Regions from separate parts of the Homo sapiens genome. Here region 2 is linked to region 1. Evidence: chromatin contacts called from ENCODE Hi-C or POLR2A ChIA-PET data. All regions are on one chromosome and are shown on one strand. Each heading gives the region's core, a stretch centred on a gene start or an enhancer-like site at or near the end of the contact. The rest is flanking DNA. Distances are from core to core; before and after follow the strand shown.

The links. A loop is a pair of places that touch in the nucleus more often than their neighbours do. ChIA-PET counts read pairs that join two places held with the same protein, here RNA polymerase II (POLR2A). Pooled maps may share reads with other maps.
Region 2: a map of PC-9 shows a loop between it and region 1 (6-fold over the local background). The contact joins two enhancer-like sites. A Hi-C loop is called at or near these places in 1 of 168 maps with a recorded cell type or tissue (PC-9), 6 of 37 single-sample maps with no recorded cell type and 5 of 50 pooled maps. POLR2A ChIA-PET finds 5 or more read pairs at or near these places in 3 of 52 experiments (A673, PC-9 and T-cell).

The regions. Positions count from the first base shown.
Region 1 is chr7:46,288,198-46,293,004 of GRCh38, forward strand. No RefSeq gene overlaps it. Among named protein-coding and RNA genes, the nearest start is that of IGFBP3, 370 kb to the left of the region's middle. RefSeq lists an enhancer at 2,801-2,880. Within about 2 kb of position 2,939, at least 8 of the 41 ENCODE cell types and tissues checked have a DNase peak (open chromatin) inside an H3K27ac peak, as active enhancers do; they include PC-9, where a contact is called at or near this core.
Region 2 is chr7:46,189,249-46,194,197 of GRCh38, forward strand. No RefSeq gene overlaps it. Among named protein-coding and RNA genes, the nearest start is that of IGFBP3, 270 kb to the left of the region's middle. Within about 2 kb of position 2,608, at least 2 of the 41 ENCODE cell types and tissues checked have a DNase peak (open chromatin) inside an H3K27ac peak, as active enhancers do; they include PC-9, where a contact is called at or near this core.

The sequences.
Region 1 (4,807 bases), core at 1,689-4,188:
AAATGGCCTGAAATCATGACGTAGCAAAAATCACTTCTAAATCTTAATAGTGCTCTGTTCCTTTCTGTAACCTCCTTTCTGTGTGCGTGCAAGGCACCACAGGATTAAATGTTTGGATGTTGTTAGAGCAGCAAAATAAAACTAATTATTTCTGCAGTGACATTTTGGCTTGTATGAACATGAACATGAAAAAGCTATCTTTTATGCATTTCTCAACTGAGACATTAGAATCCTTTATATTCAGCGATTTCTGTTTCAACAAAAAGCAAAGGGGCAGGTATAGTGGTGCACGCTTATAATTTCAGAATTTTGGAAGGTCAAGGTGGGAGGATTGCTTGAGACCAGGATTTTGAGACCAACCTGGGCAACATAGTGAGACCCTGTTTCTACAAAAAACAAAGTAAAAATATTAGCTAGGCATGGTGGCACACGCCTGTAGTCCCAGCTACTCAGAAGGTTGAGGTGGGAGGATCGCTTGAGCCCAGGTGGTCAAGGCTGCAGTCAGCCATGGTAGAGCCATTGCACTCCACCCTTGGCAACAGAGCCAGACTCTGTATTAAAAAAAAAAAAAAAAAAGTTGAAATTGCAACATGAGAATGTGAAGGAACAATTTGCTAGTCTTTTTCTTTCTATAGCATGCCTTTTCTCTAAGGTGGTCAGCCAACCAGCCATTGACAGTACTTAAGTGACAGATACCAGCTCAACTCTGCATCGGGCAAGGAACAAGATAGAGGATAGTTCTCACCACCCTTCCAAGTGACAGTGATGACTTAACAACCACCAGTGGAAAAGTCATGTTTAATAATATCTATTTTAGAATTTAGAAAATTGAAGCTCTGAGAGTTTAACTAACTTGCTCCTAGTCATGCAGTAAAAATGACAGAGCTGGGTCATGAACTCACTTAATATGGTCGAAATCTAGTGCCTGAAAAGAGAGCATACCAAAATGATTGAGCTTATTTTCACTCGGCATTTTTTAAAAATGGATTTATATCTGGGTAGTAGAAAGAACTTGTGGAATCAATACACCAAGATTTGAGGCCTTCTGTGGACTATTTGCTGAATGGGGAAATTCATTTCTCTGTTCTGTGCTTTTGCTTTATTATAAAAAGTAATCTTTTTTTTTTTTTTTTTCCAGACACGGTCTGGCACTGTCACCCAGGCTAGAGTGCAGTGGCGCAATCTCAGCTCACTGCAACCTCCACCTCCCAGGTTCAAGCAGTTCTTCTGCCTCAGCTTCCCAAGTAGCTGGGATTACCGGCACCTGCCACCACACCTAACTAATTTTTGTATTTTTAGTACAGATGGGCCATGCTCGCCATGCTGGCCACGGTAGTCTCGAACTCCCAACCTCAGGCGATCTGCCCGCCTCAGCCTCCCAAAGTGCTGGGATTACAGGTGTAAACCACCGCGCCTGGCCAATAATCTTTAAATATACTCCAAACAATATAGCTAGGGGTGTAACTTATGTGTTAGGCAACCAAAGAAGATTTTTTCTTTTTTAACATTTCTGTCTTGTATATGCCAAATTATTTTCAGTAATAGGCATGAAATAATCAGTCATCATTATTATTTTCTAGATTCATCCTTTAATGATGAAATAAGTTTTCAAAAGGATAAATGTCATTTAAAAATCCATTCTTCAAATTCAGTGAAATATTTCATATAGGAACTTACTTTAATATTAAATATAAAAATATTTAATATAGACATTTGTTCTTCCTCAACAAGGAGGTCACACCTCCCAGACTGTGCTCCAGGTTGACAGGGCCAGAGGAAGACTGAGATTGCTTCTCTACCCTGACGGTCACTGTGTCATCATTGCTGATTAGAACGTCCTGCTTGAAACTCAGGAATGTGTTGTACCCCAGGGTTTGGGCACACAGATTGCACTAAAATGGAACCCAAAGGATTTCTATGCCTTACAAATGTATTCTAGAAGTGAGCAGTTGTAGCTGAATCCTCCAGCTATGTAGCTGGGAGCAGTGATTTAGGTCATAGGCCAACAACATCTTTTTGGGGTAAAGGAGCATTTTATCACTGGTGTTGTTTAGAATCTCTGGCAAACACTGGTGATGAAAACCAGGCTGATTTTTATAGGGTTTTATGATTGTCTTTAAGTTTTCTGCAGACAATGTACCCCTCACTGCCTGCACCCAGAATGGGGGGCATGCCCACTGCCCTGCCATTGGTACAACGTTGCACAGAATTCCACTTTTGTATGATTTCATTGTGCTAAATGCCTGTGTTGCTGGAGACCTTTTAGGTCAGCTTTATTGCAACATGCAATCATTATACCTCAGCCCCTGTCTGGGAAGCTTTAGAGAGGAGGGTTCAGGAGTGAGGCTTGGGCTCCTGAGCCCATTGCTTTAAGTGGTGTTGACATGTTTGATAAGGTGTGCACCAGACCCCCTCCTTCTGGGTCAGCAGTAGCCTCCAGTGCTGGCACTAAAGAAGACTTGCAAATGAATATCCCTCTTCACAGAGAAGGGTCCACATTAAATGTGTAACTAGGAGGAAGTAGATCCTTTATTCAGCCCCTAGATCTGAAAGTGCTGCTGACCAGAGGGAAGACCCCTGCCTGCCTTTCTTCCAGTGGTGGTTCAGATTCAACAAGCAGGAACTGAGTGTTGACTTTCTGCACTTATCTGTTAACCAAGGTTTTATAACCTCTAAAGAGGAAGGAACTGGTATTTAGTGAATACCTACCCTGTTGCATGGGGACTATAATTCCCCCTTTTTTAAGAGACTAAGTTGAGGCTTTGGTTTTCAGGGCTACCTGGTTAAGAATAGAAATCTCCCAGATGTCCAGACACCAGGACTGGGTGCCACTGAGATGGCTCAGCTGGGACACACAGTCAGCACACTAAACCCAAAGCTGTCCCTGGAAACGGCCCCACTTGCTTCAGGGCATGGTGCAAAACGTTGATTTAATCTGAGAAGCTGCTCTCTGGCTTTAGGCCAGAGGAGCCACCCACCCAGCCAGAGAGGAGCCTGGCCACCATTACTCAGACCTCTCCTTTCTGGAGAGGGAGTGCACAGCTGGCTCTGTCAGGCGTGGCTCGCAGGCCTGCGGAGTCATTCTGATCCCATTACCTGCATTGCCCACATTACTCCAGAGGCCCCTGATCTCAGCCCACAACTCTGGGCAAATACATGCATCTCACCTGCACAACATCTCTCAAGGAGGCTGTGAAAGGGTTTTTTGTCTCTTGTGTGTTGATGGATGGGTGATGAAACAAGAATACCCAGGGAATGATTGATCATAATTCTTGGTCACCTGAAAGTTGATCTTATTCCTTAGTAGACTGGATTCTACTGGGTAAGGACATCGTGTAGCTCTGTGCCTTGATTTTCTAGAAAAAGAAAGCAAAACAAAACCCAAAACACAAATAAAACAATGATCAAACCGAATTAATGAATTAGTTACTTATTCCTTAAATGTGTCATTTGAGAATCCTGAGCCCATTTTGATCTGGTCTAGGATAAATAGTCATCCCTCTTACCTGTCCATCTACTTAACAAAACTGGCGGGTTACGTGCAGTGTTATTTTTAATGATTCATACTAAAACTTGATGTGTGAGAGCAATATACTAATAGTTTCAGGGAACACTGACTCAGCCACAGTCAAAGCCCTTGGGGTTTGAAATCTAAAAATAAGAAGCATGCTTTAAGAGTAAATTCCTTGATACAAAGAACAAGCTGTTTCTTAGTTCAGCATCTGGGATTACCCAGCCTTTGCTGTAAAGAAACATTCGTTTCCCCAGTAAACAGGGGCTCCCTTGGCCTCTGTCAACAGAACTCTTAACCTGGAGCCCTTGGGACCAGCAAAAACAGGCCATAAACCCCACACTTCACATGACTTTTGCCAATCCATCCCAGAACTGCCAGTTCAGGAAAGGAAGAATGAGGAAGCTGCTGTTTGGTCCCTGGCTTCCTTTTTCCTTTGTATTTGTTACTGTTGTGGTGTTTATTTATAACAGTACCTATTTTATTCCTATTTGAGTTTGAAATTTGGGCTGGAAATCAAAAATTTAAAAGCCTCCATAGTGAATAGATCAAAGATGTACTTTTCATTCCTTCTGATATCTCAATTGCTACAGACAAGAAAACACACATAAAAATACTTCTATTCTGCACAGAAATAGCCTCAAATTTAAGTATTGGAGAAAAAAAAAACAGCCACATGCACTCAGAAGGTTAGATGTGGCCAACTTTACTTACAGATTATGTTCATTTCTAAATGGTTCAGTTATAAAGTTATACTGACAGCGGCTGGGGGTCCTGGAAATTCTCTAACAGCCAACTGTTGGGTCTTGCTTAAGATGCATTTGGGAAAAGGATCTGTTCTCTGGATCCATTTGTCTGTTTCTCACTTTACTTTTCTTTCATTTTCTCTGATGAGGTTTTATATGCTACCTGCAAAAGTCTATTTTAAAAACATAGTATTTTTAATAAAACTGTTTAAAGTAGAAAATTCAAGTGCCATAAAATAATACACTAAAAAAAGTATTTCTTCTCCCGCAACCCCATACCAGGCTCACTGAGGGAGTTCCCCATGATTGTCCTCCCGCTTTCTTTGTACCTTTGCAGACATGAGTGCACAGGCATTTACGTGACAAAGTTTACCACCCCACTTCTTTACACACTTTTTTCATTTACCTTCTTTCCCTTAATCTCTAGGATTTCTTTCCTTTCATCACTTGGAGAACATTTTAATGACTATATTGTGTTTCATGGTTTCAATGAACTCTTTTTAGCCACGATTTATGACCCACTGCTGAACACTGGGAATGTTCTCCAGTC
Region 2 (4,949 bases), core at 1,358-3,857, 99 kb before region 1:
TATGTAAGCATGTATCCATCCATGTGATGCTAAACAAGATGCAGGCACTTGCTAAAACACAAACATGTACTTTTGAGCAAATGAATGTACTCCAGTTTGATCAAGAAAACATCTGGAGGAAAAGAGGAAATTTAAAAATCATCACAATGTTTAGTCTACTTGTTGCCACACACCCTGATGTGGTCAGATGTGTTTTTCTGTTTGCGTGATTGTTTTGGCACAATGGAGCTGAACTTGGAGGGACACTCTGCTGTGGCTGTTGTCTTCAGCCTCACCGTGTTGCCTATCCTGGGCATCTTCAGCATGGAACTGACATGCTTTTCTCTGTGCTGGGCTGACCTTCACCGAGGGCTGCCCCTGCCTTCCTCCTATCAGAAGAAGGTGAAGGGGAGAAAGACACTCTGCCCTACTGGCCAAGCCCCATGCCCAGTGCCTGATATTCACAGCCAACACTACTCCCCAATTGAAGCATTGTTGTTACTTAACTTTTAATCTGTCTATATTCATTGTGGAATAGGTCAATTTCGGATTTCATATAGATTCAACGAGTGGCCATTTGCCTTTTCCTCTTAAATGAAGAAAGAATTTTAATAAGTAGGAATATTTTATTGGGAGCAAGGGCAAACCTAACTAACTTGTGTCATATACAGAAACTACAGAGAGACAAGACACCTGCCTCCCACCAAGGGTCCTGTGTTTCCCCAGTCACTCCTGAGCTAAAAAGGAAGCCAGCTGTATCCAGAAGCACAAAGGAGTCTGATGCTAGACACCGTTAACGTGCTCTTTCCTTCAGCTGATGTGCTTCAGCTCCCCTAGTCTTCTGGGAACCTTTGAAAATATCCAGCTTCTTGAATTCCCACCTCAGACATCACCTCATCCAGAAAGTCATTCCCGACAGTCTGTCAGAAAGAATTCAAACCTCTTCTTCCTCTGTACCTCTGCACCAAGTCCGCTTAGCTCGCTCTGGTTTTTCATAGACTCTATTAATATGCAGCATATTATGACATTTACTTATTTGTTTTACTTATTATGTATTACCCTCTCCCAGAAAATAAGTTTTAAGAATAAATCTTTTTTTTTTTTTTTTTTTTTTTGAGATGCAGTCTCACTCTGTTGCCCAGGCTGGAGTGTAGTGGCACAACCTCAGCTTACCACAATCTCCATCTCCTGGGTTCATGCAATTCTCATGCCTCAGCCTCCCGAGTAGCTGGGAATACAGGCATGTGCCACCATGCCTGGCTAATTTTTGTATTTTTAGTAGAGACGGGGTTTCGCCATGTTGGCCAGGCTGGTCTCAAACTCCTGTCCTGAAGTGATCCACCCTCCTTAGCCTTCTAAAGTGCTGAGATTACAGGTGTGAGCCATCATGCTTGGCCAAGAAATCTATGTTTTTGTTGCTATTGGTTTATTGATGAATTACAAGTATCCAGAGTAGTGCTGGGCACATAGTAGGTGATCAAAACTATCTGTGTAGTGAACACATCTACCATCACATCCATATGGATCAATTCTGTGATTATTGATTGACATGCTTATCACCTGAAAGGCAGTGAAAGCTATGTGAGGACAGAGGCTGTGTTTTATTCATTGCTCTACATAGAGCAGAAACTGCAGTACTGGGCACAAACTAGTGTTGATGAACATTCCAAAGATAAGTGAAAAATCAGAGTACTGTGCAAATCTGTGCAAATCAGAGTACTGATTTTTTTTTTAACAGCATGCCTGAAGGGACCAGGTAAACAATAACAACAGCTCAGTAACTTGCAGGGAACACAGCACCTCCTGAGTTTCTCAAACCATGGACAGGGGAGAGAGACTCCTCTTGGTACCTGGAAGCTGTTGAAGAAGGGCCCCTTACTGTGGACGTCTGCCCACCCAACCAAATTCTCAAGAGAAGATATGAGTTGCCGCTGGTGTCCTGGGATACCATTCCTCCCTTTCACCATTGCTGAGTTGTAAGGCAAACCTTACTCTACACACACCACAAGGCACAACACTCTCCGCTCAAGTCTCTGTCTCATAGAGTGTTCAGTGACAATCAATAATGTAGCTTCCTCCCAGCCACTGGAGATTTACTTTCCGGAGAGGGTGATGCCTTATATCAGACAGAAAGGGTACCACAATCACCTGGAGAGGGCAATGGTCTACATCAGAGACCAAGGGCACCCAGTCACCTGGGGAGAGTAATGGTTTGCCTCAGAGACCAAGGGTACACACCTCTTCTAGAGGGAGTGATGCCTTGCATTCAAGACCAGGAGCCTCCACCTCACCTGAGAACAGACTCTCCACCCCCATCCTATACCTACTGAATCAGCATCTGCAGTTAACAAGGCCCTGGGGGTTTATATACCCACTGAAGTTGAGGTGCAAACCAGTTTAATGCAAGCTGTACCATGCGACGCCTCTCACTGCTTCATCAGTTCAAACTAGCTAACATCCAGGTTCACTTTTATCAAGTTAAAGACTTCTCTTCGCTGTCAGGCGTGTACTTGGAAACATATGCATTGACATGTGGAAAACACAAAAACAACATTGACAGGGACACATAGGTGGCCGTGCAGGTATAAAGGAAACAATTCAAATGAGATCAGTACTTGGAGTCACATTCCATACAAACCATAGAGCAGGGGTATTCTTTGTAATAGGGAGCGGTGAGTGAGTTATACGTTTCTAGGATGGGCTAGGGAAAAATACTTTCCTCTGTTTCAGTCAGGAGAAAAGGATGTGGATGTGGATTCCAAGTAGTTGAATAATTTGCCTGAAAGAATTGTGGTTGCAATCATCTAAACGAAAGGCTTAGGGTAAAATGTACACCCATCTAAATATAAAAATTCCTGGGTCTCATTGCAGACCTACTAAATTAACATCACCATAGGTGGCCTAGGAATTGGTATTTCTATGCAGTATTTCTGTGATTTTAATGTGCAGACTGGTATAGGAAGCTGTAGTGAATTCTTATAATTTTGTGTGGCTTCAACATCCACTTTGAATATAGGTTTAACTTCCTTGTCACCCTTGACATGGTGCCTAGTTCTTTACCTGCTCCCAGTTCCTGAGCATGGTTGACCTGGACATCTGCCCTATAAATCATCCCCTGCTGACCACTTTCCTATGAGACAGCTGGATACAACCTACTTGACTTACCTCACTGACTCCCACCCCCAGCATGGATCTCACAGATGTGCCACAGTGATCATGTCTCAGTTGCAGCATGACTGCACGGAGCTGATGCCTGCTGGCTCTAATCAATTAGAACTCCCCTTGGGAAGCCTGCTGGGATAATGCCTTGGACTCCAATGAACACTTTGGCCCGTAGGTCCCTTGTTCTCTCTCTTGTTCCCCATCCACTGTTTGAACGTTTGTTTCCCTGTTGGCTCCTCCTTTCCCACTGGCCCTGTGAAGCATGCTGCCTTCTTCTCTCTGGGATCTGTAAGAAACTGCTTCTGTGATTTCATGGATTTTGTTGAGTTGCCTCCTCTTTCTCATCTGATCCATAGACCAGAGAATAACTTCTCTCCTGGGCAGGGCTTTCCTAGACATTGGCTATCTTAGTAGGAATAAACTGAACACAGGTGAGACATGATCCACAAGGGCAGTAAAAATCAGTTTCTGTGAAAGTGATAGCTGGTCACAAGTGACACTTAGGTATCAGCCCATCCACAAGGATAAAGAAGTATCTTATGAGAGGCACACTGCAAACATCTATCACCAAATTCCTGAATCAGGGAAGTGCTAGAGTTTATCGCACTCATGTGAGAGAGACCTGAAGACTAAATTAGAAAGAAAGAAAGAAAAAAACAACACACACACAACAGAAGCACAAATACAGTCTCCCAGTTTGGCACCCACCCTTTGAGTGAGGTACCTGTATGACAACACAGTCAAGAACTTGGGCAGCCACTGTTTTCAAAGTGCTGGTGACTTTCCAGGCAGCCTGCTACATCCTCCTTTAGCAGTGCTTTCAAATGTCATGCAAAGTTACAACTTGTCACCTTTATTTTCCCCAGATTAATAACGTCCTACCATTTAACACCGTCAGAACAATTCACATTCCACCTTCTTCTCTGCTTCATAGTTGTGTATAAAGTTGCTTCCTTTCTCCACTAGAAAATGGGCCAAATTGAAAAATAATTAAAAAAGGAAACTTTTAATTTCAGAATTAGTTTATATTACAGAAAGTTTGCAAAGAGAGTTCTTATATATTTCACACCCATTTGCCCCATTATCAGCATCATATATAAAACCACACCATATATATATTCATATATTTATATATATTCATATATATATGAATTCATATATATAAATTCATATAGATATAAATATATGAATATATATGAATTCATATACAAATATTTTTATATATGATTTCATATATATTCATATATTTATATATGAATTCATATATATTCATATATTTATATAAGAATTCATATATATATTCATATATTTATATATATGAAATCATATATATAGGGCATGTTTATTTGTTACAATTAATGAATATTTTGGTAAGAGGATTTTTTTTTTAAATCATGAATGGGTTTTGGATTTTATCAAGTGGTTTTCTGCATCAATTGATATAGTAATATGATTTTTTAAAAAATTTAGCTTATTGATGTGATGGATTAATTAATTGATTTCAAAATGTTGAGCCAGCCTTGAATATATGGGATAAATCCCACTTGGTTGTGGTGTATAATTCTTTTGATACATTATTGGATTGATTTAAAGCTAACATTTTGTTTGAAGTTTTCCACCTATTCTCATAACAGATAATTGTTCTTAATTTTCTTTACTTGTAATGTCTTAATTTGATTTTGGTATTGGTGAAATTCTGGTATCATAGAATAAGTTATGAAGCATTCTCTCTGCTTCTATTTTGTGGAAGATATTGTGGAGAACTGGTATTGTTTCTTCCTTAAATGCTTGATAGGATTCACCATTGA